Linked DNA regions of Mus musculus: region 2 is linked to region 1. Evidence: chromatin loops called from intact Hi-C (ENCODE). Cell type or tissue: heart. All regions are shown on one strand. Links, peaks and the distances in the headings refer to the core of each region. The heading gives the core; the rest is flanking DNA. Region 1 has its middle 32 kb from the start of Gm14696. Region 2 has its middle 61 kb from the start of Olfr1322.

Evidence for each region. A loop is a pair of places that touch in the nucleus more often than their neighbours do. Peaks named below come from ENCODE experiments on the same cell type or tissue, not always from the same donor. Only the 100,000 strongest peaks of a DNase experiment are listed, where the experiment ranks them.
Region 2: it touches region 1 in a loop (8-fold over the local background); 2 of 42 quality-filtered maps call a loop at or near these places.

What each region holds. Positions count from the first base shown.
Region 1 is chrX:49,372,057-49,383,368 of GRCm38, reverse strand. No RefSeq gene overlaps it. Among named protein-coding and RNA genes, the nearest start is that of Gm14696, 32 kb to the right of the region's middle. In heart, for the core only: a CTCF peak has its summit at 6,109 (motif pointing left); no DNase peak of the experiment used is centred there.
Region 2 is chrX:49,941,883-49,953,194 of GRCm38, reverse strand. It overlaps the pseudogene Gm15033. Among named protein-coding and RNA genes, the nearest start is that of Olfr1322, 61 kb to the right of the region's middle. In heart, for the core only: a CTCF peak has its summit at 5,328 (motif pointing right); no DNase peak of the experiment used is centred there.

The DNA of each region.
Region 1 (11,312 bases), core at 1,311-9,310:
CACTGTGTTCAGCTGGCACATGGCCCTGAACTTTGAACCATGTACTCTTAGATTTCATTCTCTGGTTTATCTGTGCCCTATGCTAATACACCATACTTGTTTGCCTTGCCATGGGAGAGACATCTTTCCTATACAAAGAAATCTATTCTGACAAGTGACAAAGAATATATAGATCACTAGGCAACTGATAGATTTAAAGACAGACAGACACACATGGACTCGTAGTTGCAGCTCCACCACTTCCTAATCCTGATATATTAATCATATAGTTACTCTGATCCCAGTTGTATCCAACTATATAGAGACAGTATAGGTAATTTTCAAAATTGTCCAGATTGACTATTACCGATCTTGAGTTATATGCATTGCTAGGTATAAAGTAAGCACTTACTAAATGATATTCACTATTTTTGTCAGGTGAATAATCTGGACTAAGTTCTTTCTCCGGTCCAGCCATTAGGATCCTTATCATACTTCACCTGGAGATGAAAATATCCACTTGTTACCATTGTTATGATGATTAAACAAGATTATGATGGTAAGTTAACTACTGCAGGACTTAGCAAATTACAGTCAACCAATACTAGTTTTTCTATGAGTTACAACCAGAGACAACATACCCTGAGGTAGAGGTTAGCACAGAGCACCCGAGTCCCTAGATTCCCAGAAGCAGGATCTTGACATTCAATTAGAAGAGCTGATAACTGCAGCCCCATTGACATTGGGTTATTTATCTTAAAGACAGGAAGCTGATCAGAGCTTGCTGTGAGATTTTATCCAGTAACACCAGATTATTCAACACCAGTTCTTATCACCTCGATTTTCTACATTTCTCAGGTTCTCTGGAAGAGCATGTCAGTGTGGTTTGGAGCTAAACAGAGAAAAAGGAAGAGTAGAGTTGGCCCCACAGCTTGACCACAGCTGAGCACCTTGATTCTACTGCTTTGACAAAGGCAGCTTAGCCTGACCACTTCAGGGAGATGGATAGCACTCAGATCAGTGGCATTAATGGACATGTCCCTAGACAATGTTTAGATAACAGAGAATTGGTAGACATGGGTCACTGATACACACAATGAGGACATAGACACAGCATCAAAATATCCTCTTGGCAGATACAGAAAGGCTTCCCAGAGGAGAGTGCATTTGAGCCTGACTTTAGAAAAGAGATTCAATGGGTGAGAGCAGAAAAAGAAAACAGCACATACAAAAAGTGTGGAAAGTAAAATAGCATGCTATGATGGGAACCAGCATCAATAAGGCTTGAGTTTACCATGAGAAGAGGAAACACAGGATGAAGTAGGAAAAACATAGTCAGTTTCCTTGCAGTACAAAATTAAGAGAGTAGTCATGGAAACTGGGAGGCCTGAAGATGTTACTTGGGGATAGATTATTTGCCTAGCATACATACACGATTCTGGGTTTAATCACTACAAGGACTGGGGGTGAGAAGGGGCAGTTTAACTTTGGGGTGAGAGTATAGCTCAGCACTAAGATGATGTGCTAACATGCACAAGACCAGTTGTTCAAATTCCCGAACCAGTACAGGGGACTGAGGAGCCACTGAAAAGTTTTAAACTGGCACCCATAGGAAGACCAAAATCTCAACTAACCCGGAACCAGGGAGCTCCCAGAGACTGAGCCACCAACCAGGCAGCATACATAGGCTAGTCTGAGGACCTGGCAAATATGTAGCAGAGGTCTGCCTGGTCTAGCCTCAGTGGGAGAAGGTGCACCTAACCCTCAAGAGACTTGATGCCCCAGGGAAGGGAGTGGCCTGGTGGGGGAAAGCAACCTCTATGAGGTAAAAAGGAGGAATGGGTTGAGAAACTGTGGAGGGGGGTGGGGAATCAAGTTGGGGAGGGGTCAACGATGGGAATGTAAATTAAATAAATAGATAGATAGATAGATAGATAGATAGATAGATAGATAGATAGATAAATGGCAACTGACAGTGCTCAATCTCTTGATCAGATTCATATGACAGAAAGCTTGCATTGTGGAGAAATTGTTGTAGAAAATGTAAACACACTCAAAACAATGAGGGCGCCGTTGTAGTAGTCTGGATGAAGACAAGGACCTAGAGAGGAGAGGAGAGGAGAGGAGAGGAGAGGAGAGGAGAGGAGAGGAGAGGAGAGGAGAGGAGAGGAGAGGAGAGGAGAGGAGAGGAGACATGGAGCCAAGGGATTAAGGAAGAGAAACTAAAACATGATTATCTATTTAGTTCAGTGGTTGAAGAAAAATTAGGGGGAGTGAGGAGGACTCTGAAGTTAGAGTTTAAGAAACTAGGTTAAAGGTGATGTTGGAAACTGAGGTAAGGAACATAGGATGAAGAAGCAATGCATTATTGAAAGTTTTCCTTTGTTTTGTTTTGTTTTGGGGCATTAGGGATTAAACTCAGGTCCCCGTTAATAGTAGGCAAGGGTGCTGTCACTGTGCTGCATCGACAATCACTGGGTTATGATAAAGGGTATCTAGATGGAAATAGCAAAGGCTTTTCTTCATGCTAAGAACCGCATATTATTATTTACAAATTCAATCCTTAAAACAATGCTCTGAGTCTATATTTACTCCCATTACACAAATGAGGAAAGGAAGGAAGATTGATATACCAAGACTAGTCTCATTCCAGACTTCTGTACCAGGAGAAAAAGCCTTAGAAGAGTCTACTACAGGGCCTTTACATCCATCCTAGGAAGTATTGGTCATTGCCCCCTAAGTGCCACCCCAGTGCCTGAATTGTTGCTGTGGCAATTTCCAAAGTAATTTCCTAGGATGCTATTGGAGATGACCTTTGGAGATTGATCTAAGGGAGTATATTTCCAGCCTAGGACACTCAGAGCCAAATGTCTCCAAACAAGAGAGAAGACCCTCACATGCTCTGACACCTGATCTAGATCACCAAGGCTTCATGAGCTATCATAGTGTATGTCATTTGATCATCTACACCTAGGTCCAATATCCATTCCTAGCAGCTAGTAGAAAAACAGCTATGAGCAGGCACCCCACCAGTGGAAAAGATATGCAGGTATGAACTTTTAGTACCTAGAAGAAGTACATCAGGAAAAACTTAAGTGCAGCATCTTGCCCTTTTGTCTTTTCCCACTCTTGGATACTTCTCCATATAAGAGATAACCTTTCAACGATTACTCCCAGAACGGTCTTTCTCACTTACATTCCTTATCTGCCTCCTATCGACCACTTCTATCCTCCAGGGGGTTTTCAAAGTCACTCTTAGACCTTGGTGGTTTTAATTAACCAAGTGGTTCGGTGCCATCAGCCTCCCTCCATCAATTTATTAGTCATTTCCTTCTTGTGCTCATTAATGAACATACTTAATAACACTGTTTCCATCCCCAAGTCTCCAGAGCTTTCCCCAGCCCTCCCCACAATGCCTTTCTCCTTGCCAGGAACTGCTGGACATTTGTCTCTTGACCCCTTTCTTCTGTACCAGCTTGAAATCCATAAATATGAGCTTACTCTCCAGGGTTAGTGAGAAATCTCTGGGTACATGTGTAGGCATGGGGATGCATATGCATGCAGAGAGAGGCAGAAGGAGGATCCTGAAAGAAGACACAGAGAAGCAACATGGAAATGGAAGCTAATGAAAACATTTTCTTTAATTGAGTTTTTACCCATAGGACTCCTGAAAGACCAGTCAGTTGCATATGCTATTTATTATTGCCTCCCTTATCCTCAATGCACTCTCATTACTCCCTCTGTGCCTCCTCCATCCCAAAACCATGAATCAAAGACTTATAAAAAGACATGAGTGGGAGGGACCTTAAAGATCCACTGTAGCTCATATTCCTAATTGTAAAGACAAGGCCCAAAGGTTACCCAGTAATTGCTCACCTGGGGTCAACATAGGCGTTTCTTCTCCAGCTTCTCCAGTGGAAGAGTCCTCTCTACACAGCTCTGAGAAGCGGTAGGGAGTGAGGAGGATAGACTCGGGATCCGGGTTCTTTAGATTCAGAACTTAGCTCTGAAAGTCAACTGTGTTTCTTTGTTGGGGCTGAGATACCAAGTCACCACAAAACTGGCTGGATTAAATCAATGGGAGGTTATTCTCCCACTGATCAAGAAACCAGAGGTGGAAATAAAGGGATATGGAGGCTGAGGTGTTTTTGGAGGCTCCATGGAAGAAATTTTCCTCCGAACCTCTACTGGCTAATCTGCAAGTTTTGCACTGCTTGCCACACAGACATGGGGCTCGATTCTGCATCTCCATCTTCACATCACCTTCCCTGTGGTGTCTCTGAGCATCCATACTCCTTTGCTGAGATGCAGGATTTTGTGTCCACACTAAGGATTTCAAGACTCCTAGCTAATTTCATCTACAAAGACTTTTATTTTCCAATAAAGTCATAGTGTGAGGTGTGGGTGGACATGAGTTTTCAGGCAAGCTATCCAACTTACACCATAATCATGACACATCTCTGAGCCTCAGCTTCCCTCTCAGTTTAATGGAGACGATATTCCTTATCTTCCTTATGATGCAGTTCACAAGATGAGATAAGCTAACAGATGGTAAAGCATTCAAAACAATGCCTGGCATGTAGCATGTACAACACTGACATTTTAGCTTCACTCAGCCTTAAGCTGCATGCAGAAATCTGTCTCTAGTCTTTCCTTCTCTTTCTTTTTAAGCCATATGCCTTGGATTGAGAACACATAATAGGGACAAGGCAAAAAATGTGTGAAATGGACACATAGGGATGTTTAGGTATCACCAAGAAAAGCCATTCTCCACACATTCTTCCAGTGGCAGAGCTACAATTTTTCCAGCCTCTCGGGAGAACAAAGGAAATAGTGCGAAGGTTGCTGAAGCACAGAGGGTCAGGGCTTATCAACAATATTGGTGGAGGGCATTCCTAAGCCACACAGGGCTCACAGAGACCATGGATATATTAGACTCACTTATCTCTGTGGATGTGAATACACCAATCAGGGTGGGAAGAAAGAGGGAGAGGGCAGGCAAGCAGGCACCAGCTGCTGGTTGACCCGGTCAGTGAGTGCCAACAGATCTCTAAATACATCCTCCTAAAGGGTTCTGGGGACATTGCTAGCGGGGCTAAAAGAAACAGTCATGAAGTCCCTGATGGTTTCTCTCTTCAATTGGATATTGAAGCCCAAAGGATGCCCTTACTAGGAAAAGTGCCTGGCAGGGGCTGAGCCAGCTGCCCAGCTGTCTTCTAGGGCTCAGTTACGTTTCTCTGCCTCCCTACTGGGGAGGGATTTGCTTCTAGAGTTTGAGTAGAAGAAGCTTCTCTCTCTCTCTCTCTCTCTCTCTCTCTCTCTCTCTCTCTCTCTCTCTCTGTGTGTGTGTGTGTGTGTGTGTGTGTGTGTGTGCATACACATGCACGTGGGTGCTTGCACACTCTCGAGTGGGAGGGGGTGAAATGTACACAAGTCTCACTGTGTGGTATATATGTACCAGTTGGTTTGGAGAAGGGTTTTTCTCTGGGGCAGGAACACGTAATCTAGCCCTTCCTCTAAGAACAACTTCAGCAGGAGAGCTGGAATCCAAAATTAGCACACTGACCTGAAGCCTTAGCCTGAATACGTAAGGGTGTGCACATCAGGCACCCAGCCAGGATAGATACTGATACCGGGGAGAGGCACCAAGGAACCTCCAACTGGGTCACCCTTAGTGAGAATGCAGGTTTATGGAGCCTTCCCTTATTGTCATCCCCAGGACCATGTAATGTGATATGGGCCAACTGAGAGACAGTAGCTGGAATTTGGAGCTCAACTTATAACCAGATTCAATTGTTGGCTAGGACAAGGGCTCCTAAATAGCAAACATTTGCTGAACCTGTACCGGGTGCAGGCACTGTGTTAAACTCTTTAGAAACATTGACTTGTTTCTCAGATAGTTCTTAACAGCAGCCCCCTTTCCAGTAAAATGTTGAAGTTATATAGGAGCCGAAATAGAATCCACTCCCTTAAACATTAAGCTACACTGTCGTCAGAATCCGGTGAAAGTTAGAAGTTTGGTGTTCAGACAAACTTGGGGTTTCTGTTTACCTTAGTTCCGTTTCTACCTCGGTTTCCATTGTAATGTTTTGCTGCAGCAATAAAGTAAGGATTTTATGTAAGGTTGCGCCCCCTTGTGGATAGAGTGGTACAGCAAGTAAATAAGGGATTGGGGGGGGGTGCTTCGGGTTTTTTTTGTTTGTTTGTTTTTGCTGTTGTTGATTCCTTCCACATTTCTGTGCTGCAAGCTCCTGGTTGGGTCAAGCGCCCTTATTGCATCCTAGGGTATGTGCAGTCCCAGAGGGATGAGTCCCTAACATGTATCTAACTATAAACAGGGGTCTGGGGCAGCTAATGTGCTTTAAAACCAATGATGCAGAAAAAGAGTTGAGGGAAGAAACACAGAGGTTGAGCTCCGTATTTAATGAGAACCGAGAAACAAAGGGGGGAACATTTAGTCAGAAATCCATTAGGCTTCCACCACCTGTTGCCACAATAATCATTGTGTTCTTGGAAATCAATTAGTAAGTATTAAATAATAGTTGATGTTATGAACAGAAAGAGCTCTAAATTATGGAATCCCTACTAGGCTCCAGTGTGGCACAAATTACTCATTCTGCTTTGCAATTAAGGAAGCTGAACTTTAGAGGATTCAGACTAGTTGACTCTTCAATTTACCTGCTGCATATTCCTGAAAATGTCAGTCAACCTCTCTGTACCTCAGTTTTCTCATCATCAACTCCATGGGGTTATGTTTCAAGTAATTTATAATCCCTAATTCACATAAGTCTTTTAGAGCACTTAGTATACAGTTAGTACTTAATAAATGTTAGTTGTTCTCATCTATGAAATGAGGAGTTACCCCCTAAAAAAAGTCTCCTCAGAGTTCCTGACCACATATCAAATTGTCCTCTCGCCATCTTCAACTGAATGTGTCAATGACACTTGATGTACCCAAAAGCCAAACTTAGGAGCTCAGCCATTACAAAGTAGCTCTCTTCCACTTGTCTGCATGATTCCTGAAACAGAACCCCCATCCCAATGCTGTTCCTGCTCCTGCCTCTGGCTCAGTTCCCATATCCAAATTTATCAACAGTCCTAAAGTAATACAAGAAGTGGCTTCGTGTCAAGGTTAGGAACGAAGTCTGAACTATAAAACATGTATAAAAACAGGCTGAGGAACTAGTCACCTCTGCCTCTCAATCCCTTATCTGTAATATAGGACAATAATGGCATCTACCTGCTTAGACTGTTACAAGAATAAATAAATCTGTGCATAGAAATTTTATAAAACAGTATCAAGTATCTGGCAAGTCTTTTGTGCCTGTGAGGTGCTATTTTCATTAATATGACTATTTTGTGTTTTTATTTTGATGGCTGTAGCCTTGGCTTCCTCATTACTGTGCCTGTCCCTCCGTGTGTTTACTTCTGTAGGAAGCAGAATAGCAGGAAATGAATGTATGAAACGCTAGTGGTGAAATTTGGATGGTGAAGCTATAAATGACCTTAAATCAAACAGAAAAGCACAGATGGCTCAGACCCTCATCTATATTCCATATTTGTTAAAGGAGGCTGATGCAAACCTGGAACATAGCAAAAACCTGACATTTAGAGACAAAAGCTGGACCAGCTTTAAATGATCATTAGAGACGTTTGTTTAGCCACTCAAACTATGTTAGGTGCACCCCTACTGTGTGCTAGACACTGTAAAAATAAGTAGGTGAAACATCACCCTGCCTTCAAAAATTTTTTACAGTCTCAACAAACCACAGCAGAACAGTAGAGACTTCTAGTCTGGATCCAAGCATGACAGTCTGAGGCTCAGCTCCAGGCACTGCTCAGCACCAGCCCCCTCACTTTTGCAAGGAAACCCCTGGGAGGTTTCATCTCAGCCCCCATCACAATGGTAGTCATTAAGAAAATAAATGACAAATATTGATGAAGATGTGGACAAAAGAAAAGCCTTATACACTATTGGTAGAAGTGTAAATTAGTCCAGGTACAATAGAAATGAGCACAGACCTGTGTCAATAGAAAACTAGCACCAATCATACAGAGGGCCCAGCCATGCCTCTACTGGGTGTTTACCAAAGTTGACATATCACAGAGATACTTGCACATCAATGTTTGTTACAATGCTAGTAACCTGAGCTAAGCTATCAGAAAAACCTAGGTGTCCAATAGTTGAGGAACAGATAAGAAAAAGTGGTTTTCATGTACAACGGAAGTTGTTAGCCATGAAGAATAAAACCATGCTGTTTGCAGGAGAATGGATTCAACCGGAGATAATTGTATTGAGAGAAATGAGTCAGATGGAAAAGGCAAATGGTGTATGCTCCCTCTCATTTGTGGCTCCTAGGTTTTACATAGTCAAATATAACCATTCGTGGAGCTATTACATGAAACTAGAAGTGAAAATGTAGGGACACAAAGGGGCATAGAATGTGAAAATGGGAAGGAATCAGGGATAATGTTCACCAGACAATATATACTTGAGCAAGTTTTTAAAAAGAAAAATTTATAACCGAACAACAAAAAAGAAGACCTCACTTGGCTGCTTCACAAAATGCCGAAGGAGAAAATAGTAGCCCAAGATCTAGTTTCCTAGGCCAAGGGGCAAATTCTAGCCTCATCACATAGCAGGCATGTGACATTTTCTCTAGCTCCCTAGGCCTCTGCTGTTTCATCTTACAATAGAATTAATAGTACTTACCTCGTAGAACTGTGGAGGAGTAAAAGATCAACCATATAAAGCAATGAACATACTGTATAGCCTGAGTAAGACCAGTGTTCCTATTGGCCACTGTTCTTATCCCGCAAGTATACAGAAACAGGCTGAGAAGCAATGGGAAGAACCATGAAGACATGAAGGTGTACATATTTTTACAAAATGGAAGGATGTTCTCAAAGAAAAGCTCATGTTCTGTAATGCCCTAGTTAGGTTTCATCATTGCTTGATTAAACAGTGACCAAAACCAACTTAGGGAAGGAATCGGTTTATGTCATCTTACAACTCCCAGGAGAGCTGAGAATAGAACTCAAGGCTTGAACCTGGAGATAGAAACTGAAGCTGAGGTCATAGAGGAACCTGCTTCCTGACTTGTTCTCATGCCTTCCTGAGCCTGATTTCTTACACAATTCAGGACCTCCTACCCAGTGATGGCACCACCTTCAGGAATCTGGTCTCTTTCATGTCAATCAGCAATCAAGAAAATGTTCCTCGAAAGCTTCCCTACAGGCCAATCTGATAGAAACAATTCCTCAGTTTACATCTCTTTTTCCTAGAATTACTCTAGCCTATGTCAAGATGATAAGAACTAAATAGCCTATGTCAAAAAACTAAGTGCACAATCCAGGTTGATGACACAGTGCCCACCTCTGCTGTATCAGGGCTCACAGAAGGAAACAATGAACTAACATAGGATCTTAAGAAAAGAAAATTACATGGCCAGAGAGATGGCTCAGTTGGCAGAGGAACTTGATGACTTGATTTCTATTCCAAGAATCTACATGGTAAAAGGTGAGAATCAACTCTCACAGGTTGTCTTGCAGCCTTCAGTTACATGCTGTGGCACACACACATACACACACACACACACACACACACACACACACACACACACACACACACAAATAGGTAGGTAAGTAGGTGATAGATAGATACATAGATACATAGCTACATGGATAAATGGATAAATGTAAAGGGGGAAAGAAAATCAAAATGAGATTAGAGACCAGGAAGACATGTATCTTCTAGACTGGCACTTTTGATTTGTTTTGTATTTATTTATTTATTTATTTATTTATTTATTTATTTGAGGCGGTTTCATGTGTCCCAGGCTACCCTCAAATTTGCTATGTAGCTGAATAATCTTTAATTCCTGGTCTTTCTGTCTCTTCTTGCCAAGTACAGGATCACAGATGTGTGCAAGCATGCCCAGTGTATGTGGTGTTAGAGATCAAATCCAGGGCTTCATGAATGCTAGGCAAGCACTCTAAAAACTGAAGTACAGCTGCAGTCCTAAGACAAGCTTTCTAGGAGTGAAATGTTTGCCCTACCAAAGTGTGGTGTTCACACATGTCCTCATTAAGGAACAAGTGTCCCTAGACTGGGGTCTTGTCTTAGTTAGGGTTTTACTACTGTGAACAGACACCATGACCAAGGCAAGTCATTTAATTGGGGCTGGCTTACAGGTTCAGAGGTTCAGTCCATTATCTTCAAAGTGGGAGAATGGCAGTATCCAGGCAGGCATGGCGCAGGCAGAGCTGAGAGTTCTACATCTTCATTCAAAGGCTGCTAGTGGAAGACTGACTTCCAGGCAACTAGGGTGAGGATCTTATACCCACACCCAGAGTGACACACCCATTCCAACCAGGTCACACCTATTCCAACAGGGCCACACCTTCAGATGGTGCCACTCCCTGGTCCAAGGATATACAAACTATCAACTATCACAGGTCTCATGCCAGATAATCTGGATTTTAATACACCTTTGGTTGTAGAAATAAAATTGCATACTTTTTCCTTCTATTTTTCTACAACTGCTGTTTGGTGTGTGTGTGTGTGTGTGTGTGTGTACTTCCTAAGATCAGGTTGATGTGGGCCACTTTTCAGGTCTGCTACCTACTTGCTCTGTGACAAGTACAAGTGACTTAGGCACAGAATTGGAGTTGTTTCTGAGGAGAGAAGGACCTAAAAAGGAGTCTACAGATTCCCTGGCTCCTGATTGGAGGCATATCACGTGCTAGGTAGTGAACTAATGTGACTCTCAAGCTCATCACCCATATAATTGTTAGATTCATTAGAACTGCACTGTAACACACACATGAATTGTAACACGCGCATGCACACACACACACACACACACACACACACACTGATTTTGGCTTTACTGGGACTCAAAAAAATCAGACTGTATTTACAAGCATTTGGATCCACTCTGTGGAGTAGAAAGAGAATGGTCTGAATAGCCAAGGAGTTTTTAACTTTGATTTTCAGCTTTTCTGTGTGGTTTTACCTGTGTTACCAAACATCTCTGATTATGTTTCTTCATTTTAAAAAATTGGGTATCTTGGAGCTGGAGAGATGGCTGAGCACTGACTTCTCTACCCTCTGGTTTCAATTCCCAGCAACCACACGGTGGCTCACAACCATCTGTAATGTAATCCAATGTTCTCTTCTGGTGTGTCTGAAGACAGCGACAGTGTACTCACATACATAAAATAAATAAATCTTTAGAAAAAAGTGGATATTCTAAGTACCAACTCGAGGGTTTTCTGTATGATAGAAATGTTACTAAATACATTAATATTTCTTCTCATGAACTACTGGG
Region 2 (11,312 bases), core at 1,250-9,249, 570 kb before region 1:
TTTCCATTATTTATGTTGTTATTGAAGATCAGTCTTAGGCCATGGTGGTCTGATAGGATACATGGGACAATTTCAATATTTTTGTATCTATTGAGGCCTGTTTTGTGACCAATTATATGGTCAATTTTGGAGAAGGTCCCATGAGGTGCTGAGAAGAAGGTATATCCTTTTGTTTTAGGATAAAATGTTCTGTAGATATTTGTCAGGTCCATTTGTTTCATAACTTCTGTTAGTTTCACTGTGTCCCTGTTTAGTTTCTGTTTCCACGATCTGTCCTTTGAAGAAAGTGGTGTGTTGAAGTCTCCCACTATTATTGTGTGAGGTGCAATGTATGCTTTGAGCTTTACTAAAGTGTCTCTAATGAATGTGGCTGCCCTTGCATTTGGTGCGTAGATATTCAGAATTGAGAGTTCCTCTTGGAGGATTTTACCTTTGATGAGTATGAAGTGTCCCTCCTTGTCTTTTTTGATAACTTTGGGTTGGAAGTCGATTTTATCCGATATTAAAATGGCTACTCCAGCTTGTTTCTTCAGTCCATTTGCTTGGAAAATTGTTTTCCAGCCTTTCACTCTGAGGTAGTGTCTGTCTTTTTCCCTGAGATGGGTTTCCTGTAAGCAGCAGAATGTTGGGTCCTGTTTGTGTAGCCAGTCTGTTAGTCTATGTCTTTTTATTGGGGAATTGAGTCCATTGATATTAAGAGATATTAAGGAAAAGTAATTGTTGCTCCCTTTTATTTTTGTTGTTAGAGTTGGCATTCTGTTCTTGTGGCTGTCTTCTTTTTGGTTTGTTGAATGATTACTTTCTTGGTTGTTCTAGGGCGTGATTTCCGTCCTTGCATTGCTTCTTTTCTGTTATTATCCTTTGAAGGGCTGGATTTGTGGAAAGATATTGTGTGAACTTGGTTTTGTTGTGGAATACTTTGGTTTCTCCATGTATGGTAATTGAGAGTTTGGCCGGGTATAGTAGCCTGGGCTGGCATTTGTGTTCTCTTAGTGTCTGTATAACATCTGTCCAGGCTCTTCTGGCTTTCATAGTCTCTGGTGAAAAGTCTGGTGTAATTCTGATAGGCCTTCCTTTATATGTTACTTGACCTTTCTCCCTTACTGCTTTTAATATTCTATCTTTATTTAGTGCATTTGTTGTTCTGATTATTATGTGTCGGGAGGAATTTCTTTTCTGGTCCAGTCTATTTGGAGTTCTGTATGCTTCTTGTATGATCATGGGCATCTCTTTTTTTATGTTTGGGAAGTTTTCTTCTATTATTTTGTTGAAGATATTAGCTGGCCCTTTAAGTTGAAAATCTTCATTCTCATCAATTCCTATTATCCGTAGGTTTGGTCTTCTCATTGTGTCCTGGATTACCTGGATGTTTTGAGTTAGGATCCTTTTGCATTTTGTATTTTCTTTGACTGTTGTGTCGATGTTCTCTATGGAATCTTCTGCACCTGAGATTCTCTCTTCCATTTCTTGTATTCTGTTGCTGATGCTCGCATCTATGGTTCCAGATCTCTTTCCTAGGGTTTCTATCTCCAGCGTTGCCTCGCTTTGGGTTTTCTTTATTGTGTCTACTTCCCCTTTTAGTTCTAGTATGGTTTTGTTCATTTCCATCACCTGTTTGGCTGTGTTTTCCTGCTTTTCTTTAAGAGCCTGTAACTCTTTAGCAGTGCTCTCCTGTAAATCTTTAAGTGACTTATGAAAGTCCTTCTTGATGTCCTCTATCATCATCATGAGAAATGTTTTTAAATCTGGGTCTAGATTTTCGGTTGTGTTGGGGTGCCCAGGACTAGGTGGGGTGGGAGTGCTGCGTTCTGATGATGGTGAGTGGTCTTGATTTCTGTTAGTAGGATTCTTACGTTTGCCTTTCGCCATCTGGTAATCTCTGAAGCTAGCTGTTTTAGTTGTCACTGTTAAGAGCTTGTTCTTCAGGTGACTCTGTTAGCCTCTATGAGCAGACCTGGAGGTTAGCACTCTCCTTACTTTCAGTGGGCAGAGTATTCTCTGCAGGCAAGCTCTCTTCTTGCAAGGCAGGTACCCAGATATCTGGTGTTCGAACCAGACTCCTGGCAGAAGTTGTGTTCCACTCACTAGAGGTCTTAGGATCACGTGTGGAATCCTGTGTGGGCCCTTGCGGGTGTCAGGCAACTCAGCTGGCAAGGTAGCAGGGGCTCGAGTGGAGTGGAAGGGGTTTGTGCCCCAGATCAAGCCCGGGTAGCCTGCTTCCCTATGTACCGCAGTCTCAAGTTCCACGCGATTGGATTGGGGTAGGCGCTGTGTTCCACTCACCAGAGGTCTTAGGGTCCCGTGGGGAGTCCCGTGTGGGCCCTTGCGGGTGTTGGGCAAGACTCTGCTGGCAAGGTAGCCCGGGGCTCGAGTCTCGAGTCGAGCGGAAGGGACTTGTGCCCCAGATCAGGCCCGGGTAGCCTGCTTCCCTATGTACCGCAGTCTCAAGTTCCGCGCGATTGGATTGGGGCAGGCACTGTGATCCACTCACCAGAGGTCTTAGGGTCCCGTGGGGAGTCCCGTGTGGGCCCTTGCGGGTGTTGGGCAAGACTCTGCTGTCAAGGTAGCCCGGGGCTCGAGTCTCGAGTCGAGCGGAAGGGACTTGTGCCCCAGATCAGGCCCGGGTAGCCTGCTTCCCTATGTACCGCAGTCTCAAGTTCCGCGCGATTGGATTGGGGCAGGCACTGTGGTCCACTCACCAGAGGTCTTAGGGTCCCGTGGGGAGTCCCGTGTGGACCCTTGCGGGTGTTGGGCAAGACTCTGCTGGCAAGATAGCCCGGGGCTCGAGTCTCGAGTCGAGCGGAAGGGACTTGTGCCTGTTTTTATTTTATATCTGAGATTACAAGATAATCGCATCTCTCCTCTCCTTTTCTTTTTCACTAATTGTTTTTCCACACACACGTGTGTGTATATCTACATATAGATTCCTAAATATATAATCTGTTCAGCCCATATAATGTTCCTTGTAGCTATGTTTTCAGGGCTGAGCATTTGACAGCAATCAATTGGTGTGCTTTTCTCTGGGGAAAACCATCTCTTCCACTCCCAGCATTCCTCAATTATGCATAGTTCTTTGTATAGAGTTGAGGCTTTTCCCTGTCCATTTCGGCATTTCCATTGGTGTCAACCTTGTTCAACTCACATTTATTCAGTCATGTTGATGAGGCTTTATGGATGTGGTATCTGGCATTACTAGGAGACACAGTCTCACAGCAAATTCCATGATACCCTGGGTCTTACCGTCTTTCTGCCCCTCTTCAGCAATGATCCAGAGTCTTTGGTGCAGGAGTTGTGCTGTAGACACAGTTGTGGGACTGGGCTCCACAACTCTGTATTTTGGTTGTTTGTGGGTTTGTTTGATGTTTTCCACCTGTTGCAGAGAGAAATTTTGTTGATGCAGTGACAATTGCCCTTATCTGTGGGTATAAAAATATTTATCACTTGTTGTTAGGTATTAGGCTGGTTTAGTAAAGTGGTGGTTGTAGATTCTCAACCAATATTCATAAATTCACCAGGACTACAAAATTAAGTTTCTCATACCATACATAGCTGCCCTCAGGTCAAAAATTTTAAGAGGAAAATTAAATGGTGGAAAATGGAGGAAATGTTGGAAGAAAATTTCTTTTGCTCAAAGGAACTATAAATCTCTCATGATTAAAACAGTGGTCCTGGTACATGGATTGAAAAATTAGGTTCATAAATTAGGTTCATAGAGTAGAGACTATTGATAAATTAAGTTCATAGAGTAGAGAATATTCAAGGTCCTACTCAAGTGAAATGGAGAGCAGTGTAATGAAGACACTAGGAGAATTGGGGCATGAGAGATGGCTCAGTTGTTAAAAGCAATTGTTCTTTCAGAGACCCTAGTCTGACTTCCCCAAACCAGATGTCAGCTCTAAACCACCCATAGCTTCAGTTTCAGAGGATTCAACATCATCTTCTGAATCCTTAGACAACAGGCACATTGCTGTAATAGACTAATTGAAGCACATAAAATAAAATAAAGTAAATCTATTAAAATTCACATAACCTGGAAGCAAAATGAGCTTTTCTAGAGAGCTATAGTCCAGAAAACAAAAAAGGGATAAACTGATTAATTTAACTATACAAACTTTTCCACAAAAATATAATAGACACAGAAGTTGATTTTTTTTAAAAAAAATCTTCATTACAACTGGTGAGTATCAATCCAATATGATCAACAATTTGTTCTAAATAACAGTGGAATAAGTTAGTATGAGAGAATCTCTTACAAATAAACTGTAGAATGAATACATGCACATAGAGAAAATATAAGAAAAAAATATCACCTGAACATAATTAATAAACACGCAAAATACTGTCATATCTCACAAATGACGAGAGCAGTTTAAGTTAAAACAATCATGAGCTATCCTTTTCCTTCATCTTATCAGAAAAGAGGAGGAAAAGATAGAGACTTGGAACTAGTAGAAATGGACATTCATACCTTGGAGGTGGGATTATTCAATCCCTTTGCAGAACACAAGTCTGTAAGATCTAACAATATGAAAACAAGTATTTAAAATTTACCCTTGACTTAGTAATTTCCCGGTGGTATGCAAGTGTATACAAGTGCAAGGGTATTACTTACAGTGCTGCTTGTGTGAATGAAATATGGGATGAGGTTAAATGGGCCTCATAAGGGGATAGGTTAAATTAATGAGCCTGTATTTCTATGTTGAAATGATAACCAATAAAGGTAATAAAGGTGATTTAAATGTGCTGCAACAAAACTATTTACAATTTTAATTCTTTGAGGTTCATAAAGTACCCGTTGTACACAATGGTGTGTACATTGCAATCTCAATTTTGATGACAAAGACTACTTACATACATATTTCCATGCAAAGAGGAAGTTTGGCTTACATTGTACTTATTTGTACCCTGGAGGTTTTGTGTGAACTGCATGTATTAATTTTTCAATAAACAAACCTAATCTAAAAGCATACTTCTTATGAATTTATATTTGCTTATCTCATCTCTCATTTCTTCTCTTGTTCTTATCTCAAGGTCTCTTAGCCAGTTATCATTGTTTTCAGAGTGGAGCCTGCAGGGAGCTGATGATAACCTGTGACTTGCCTTCTTTCATAACACAGCCCAGCAATCAGCAATTCAATTTCCCTGTACCTGAAAGGCCCTCACTTGATGTTACCATCCAAGTATGTGGCATCTCTTAAATCACAAAACCTTAGGAGGAAGAATGAGTCCCTTCAGCCCTGTAGTTTAGAGAAGTTTGTATTGCTTTCAAGGTATCTGCCACACCAACAGTTTGGGGGTTCTTTTCTAACTGTCCAGCAGATGCCGCTCTCCTCAGTACTTATCCCCAGTGCTTGGGGCAATGTTCACTCTCACTTAAGTGCTGCTCAATGAAATTCAAGTTGCACCTCACTTTCTTGCACTGTGACTTTCATTATTACTTTATGCCTATGCAGAATTACTCTCTGAAATTGCTCTTTACTTTCATAAGAAGTACTATGCATCCCAGATCATATGTTAAGATAGAATTTTCAGTGCATTTACTTTTTAGTTTCCATGTACAACATGTTTCCCCCTCTGCATGCATATTTATATATATATATATAAAACTGATTACTTCAGTGTAGCTAATTAATGGTTCTTTTACCAACTCATTTTTGTGATGAAAAATCATAATGTTGATATTTTTCACGTTTCTCAAAAATACAACATACTATCACTAACTGCAGTCACCTAGCTGTACAATAGACATTCTGAAATGTATTAATCATGACTATAATTATGTATCTTTAATGACTTATATCATCCATCTCTCCCTGTATCTAATCATCAGCCTGTAGTAAATACTATAATACCCTCTATTATGGGATCATGTTTCCCAGTTTTACATATAAGTGAGATCATGTGGTATTTATCTATGACTGCCCTATTTCACCCAACACCTAACACCGCAGACATTTTCTCATGTCATCAAAGATGGGTGCTTAATTTTCCAATGATTGAATAATATTCTATTCCATTATGTAAAAATACCATTTATCTTTTTAGGACCATTAGGTGCATCATTAGGCTGAATTCATAATTTGGCTGTTACCAAATGTTAATAGTGCAATGATGAATATGGTCATGAAGATCATCTCTTAACATAATTGGTTTATACTACACACAGAAAGGGAGAGAGTCAGAGACAGACAAAGACAGAGACAGAGAGACAAACAGAGACAGTGGGAAAGAGGACAGACACCGGGAGAGACAGATACACACACACACACACACACACACACACACACACACAGAGAGAGAGAGAGAGAGAGAGAGAGAGAGAGAGAGAGAGAGAGAGAGAGAGAGAAATTAGTGAGTGAGGTTGTTGGATCATATAGTAATCACACATTTACAAACTATAATTGTCCTACTAGTTTAGAGTTTCATCATTAGTGTACAAAAACTTGGTTTTTCTACACAATTTTAGTAGTTCACCTTCTGTGCTTTTGACAATAGCCACACCAATAAGTTTGAGACAATATATCATTGATTGCATCATTGTAGTTTAGATTTTCACTTGCTTGATAACTAATGAAGTCAAACACTTTTCACGTCTGTTGCCTAGTTGGATCTCTTCTTTTGAGAAGTTTCTATGTACAACTTTTGCACTATTATAGAGATTTTTTTACTGGATTGTTTATATTTTCATATTGAACCAATGTCAGATTTTCTTTCTTTTTTTAAAAATATTTTTTATTACGTATTTTCCTCAATTACATTTCCAATGCTTTCCCAAAAGTCCCCTATACCCTCCCCCCGACTTCTCTACCCACCCATTCCCATTTTTTTGGCCCTGGCATTCCCCTGTACTGGGGCATATAAAGTTTGTGTGTCCAATGGCCCTCTCTTTCCAGTGATGGCCCACTAGGCCATCTTTTGATACATATGCAGCTATAGTCAAGAGCTTCAGGGTACTGGTTAGTTCAGAATGTTGTTCCACCTATAGGGTTGCAGATCCCTTTAGCATCTTGGGTACTTTCTCTAGCTCCTCCATTGGGAGCCCTGTGATCCATCCAATAGCTGACTGTGAGCATCCACTTCTGTGTTTGCCAGGCCCCGGCATAGTCTCACAAGAGACAGCTATATCTGGTACCTTTCAGCAAAATCTTGCTAGTGTATGCATTGGTGTCAGCGTTTGGAAGCTGATTATGGAGTGGATCCTTGGATATGGCAGTCTCTAGATGGTCCATTCTTTCGTCACAGCTCCAAACTTTGACTCTGTAACTCCTTCCATGGGTGTTTTGTTCTTTTACAAATATTTTTCTAATCCTACAGATTCTTTCTGCATATTTCATGCAATTCATACAAAAGCAATAATGACAATCTGTACAGAAATTTATATAGAATCACAAAGAATCCTCAAGTATGCAACACAATCTTGAGCAAAGAGAACAGAGTTGAAACACTGTTTAACATCAGATTGCAAAGATAAAATAACAAAACAACAAGGTACATTTGGTATATATGGAGCTATGCAGAACAATGAAATGGAACAGAGAACCCAGAAATAAATCTGTGCATTTCCAACTATTTGTTTGCTTGTTTTTTTTGTTTTGTTTTGTTTTGTTTTTATATAACAGTCTCTTAGTTTATTATAAACCAGCTTCATAAGCCAGAGGAAAAAAAGGACAGTGTATATACAGCCTTTTGGGAAGGAAACAGGCAAGAAGCTGAGGAGGACCAAGATGAGTCTAGGGCCTTGAAGGGCATATTTCCCAGGGAGGAAGCCCTGAAAGGGAAACCAGACAATCCAATGAGACTCCATAAACTGCATAACAAACAGGTCTGTTGAAACCTGACCCTGGGGAACTCTGAGCTTCCAACTGTGATGCTGTGAGAAGATCAAAGCAGACCTGGCATTCCTGGAGGAGGAGGTCATATCCCAGGAGGGGGCATGCCCATTGGAGTTCCTTGGCCAGGAGGGAGCCCCAGGGGAGGCCGCATGCCAGGAGGTTGGCCCATCATACCTGGAGTAGGGGACCCTGGACCCATAGATAGAGGAGGACCCCCACAACCAGGTCAGTACTGACTTGGGGCTCCTGCAATACTGGCTGTGGCTGTGGCTGCAGCTGCAATAGCTACAACAGTGCCTCTTCCTTGTGGGGTCATTACCTGTTGGGATGGCCCTCCAACATCTCAGACTGGCTCAGCAATTCCTGCAGGAGCCTGGGGCATGGGAACACCTGCTGGGATTCCTCTGCCAGCAGCCCTGCTGATGCTTGGTCCCCCAGGAGCTCCAACAAGTGGCCATGCCGGTGTCTTTGGGAGGAGGTCCTTCTACTGTTATGGAGACCAGGTTCTCCCTGCAAAGCAATACCAGACCAAGGACTTCACTTCCCTTTCTGCTTGTTTGGAGTTCTTTGGCTTGATCTTCACAAACTCATCACAGTCACACAGAATCAAATTCATGTGCTTGTCAAAGGCTTTGAAGGTCCCAATGAAGATCCGGCCATCTTGCAGGATGCACCTCATCCTGTAGTCAATGTTCTGCAACATCTTGCTGCTCTTGCCCACCATCATGGTGGCGGCTTGGATGGCTCAGATTCCCGCTGGATTCACTTCCACAGAGGCCTAGTTGCCAGCCAGCCCACTGGATTCCCACCCTGTTTGCTTGTTTTGACACAGATGCCAAGGACATATAATGAGGAACTGACTTCTAAAAAATTGTGTTATAAGAATTAGAAATCTATGTAAAGACCTTTATGTTTCACTATACCAAGAAATGATCTCAAATAGGGCTAATTATGGAACTGAGAGACAAAAGACCCACTTGTCTTAGAGGAAAACATGGGAAATGCTTCATGACATTGGTTGAGGGAAAGATTTTTTTGCATAAAATTGTTTCTTAGCGTAAAACAACGTAGGAAAGAACTGGCTGCTCTTGTCTAAATTATATTGATGTTTGATTCAAGTAAGAAGTACTCATTTTACTTAACTCTTGTAGATTTCTAGGTAAGGTATTTAAATATTCTGGGTCTCAATTTCTTCATTTATCTATAGATATTGATATCAACAATATAAGGCTTTTAAGTGCAAAGTGACCTTTACCCTATTATACTATTAGCCTAGGGTCTCCTCACTGTCATTTTCAATCTATGGCCCTAATCTCATGCAGAAACAGTACAGCAACAATGAGAGTAAGATCTAGAATAAAATTCAATGCATGCAAGATGTAGATTTTCTCTTTTTCTTGCCATTTGGTTTTCTTACCTTAGTTTCCCCCCTTCTCCCTTATTTGAAGACCTATTTGTGCTTTGATGACCACTTATAAACTTTGTGAAAATGGGATAGTCCCTGAAGTTTCTAGAGCCTCTTTTTTTCCCATCACTGGAAGGATTATTAGGAGGTTTCTATGGGATCATGTGTATGACTGTGTGGAGTGTCAAGTTGTAAAGTGCTATAACAAGGTGAGGTGTTCTTATTATATGGTCATGTAGAGTGAGATTTTAAAGAGAACAAAAACCTCTGGAGCCCCAGTGATTTATTTTGCAGCTCAGATTGATATGTCATTTTTAGTTGGTTTACAAGCCATACTTCCAGCTGTCATCCATCAGCACTTTGACCACAACCTGTTCTTGGCTGCCTGTCTGGCTAGAAATAGTTATTCCTTCTAACACAACCTGGTTTTCTCCAGACAAAACCCCTTCTTCCCAAGGACAGAAACTCTTCCACTGAGTATTCTCCTGATACACTCTTTCTTTTGAATCTTCCTCATTCTGTCTTGTCCATTTGTTTTTCTGATTCAGAGATGCTGAAATATGCATAAAATTCATTCATTCATAAACTCTGTAACTACATTGGACACTGACTCTATACCAGATCAAATAGCCAAATCTGAAGGATATAGAGCAGTAAATAATGTATCTCCAGACCTTAAAACCTGAATAGTTAAGTAATAGAGAGGCATGTAAACCAGTGGCTATATTTTAACTGATAGGTATAATAATATGAGTGTTTACAAGCTACAGTGACAACAGATTCAGGAATAGACTTTCTACAGGACATGTTGTTTAAGTTCTAAATAATGAGCCCTGTTGTGACAGACAAGAAAGGCAAGACTATTCTTTGAAGGGGATGGAAGTTATCAAAACATGTGTCATGAAACAAAACAGTATTTAGTGATTATATTGCAACAGAATGATTATCCAAAAAAATGAAGTGCAGGCTAGATTTCAAAATTCATAATATCCATTAAAAGGGATCCAGACAGAAAAGACCAAAAAGGTACGAGTATTTAAAAGGTGATAGATATAATCTGTTCACAACAGATACCAGGCATCAGAAATAACTGGGAAGCTTCGAAAATATGGTGTTTGAAGCAAGTGACTCATACAGAAGTGATTTGTATAAAAAAATTTTTAATACTTTAAAAGCTGTTCTCTGGTATTTCTAAGGCACATACAGGGATAAATCAAGAATGTAGAATTTCTAAACAATCATTTGAATGATAGTATGGATGGTCCCCTGGGCTTCCAGGAAGGGCAAGGCCAGAGTTGAACAGCCAACGAGAAATTATTGAGTCATTGTAATAGCCCAGACGAGATAAAACCCAAAATGTGTTTAAAAAAATAAACTGTTGAGGGGCATCTGGGTTCTTTCCAGCTTCTGGCTATTATAAATAAGGCTGCTATGAACATAGTAGAGCATGTGTCCTTCTTACCAGTTGGGGCATCTTCTGGATATATGCCCAAGAGAGGTATTGCTGGATCCTCCGGTAGTTCTATGTCCAATTTTCTGAGGAACCGCCAGACTGATTTCCAGAGTGGTTGTACAAGCCTGCAATCCCACCAACAATGGAGGAGTGTTCCTCTTTCTCCACATCCTCGCCAGCATCTGCTGTCACCTGAATTTTTTATTTTAGCCATTCTGACTGGTGTGAGGTAGAATCTCAGGGTTGTTTTGATTTGCATTTCCCTGAGGAATGGATACAGAAAATGTGGTACATCTACACAATGGAGTACTACTCAGCTATTAAAAAGAATGAATTTATGAAATTCCTAGCCAAATGGATGGACCTGGAGGGCATCATCCTGAGTGAGGTAACACATTCACAAAGGAACTCATACAATATGTACTCACTGATAAGTGGATATTAGCCCAAAACCTAGGATACCCAAGATATAAGATACAATTTGCTAAACACATGAAACTCAAGAAAAATGAAGACTGAAGTGTGGACACTATGCCCCTCCTTAGAAGTGGGAACAAAACACCCATGGAAGGAGTTACAGAGACAAAGTTTGGAGCTGAGACGAAAGGATGGACCATGTAGA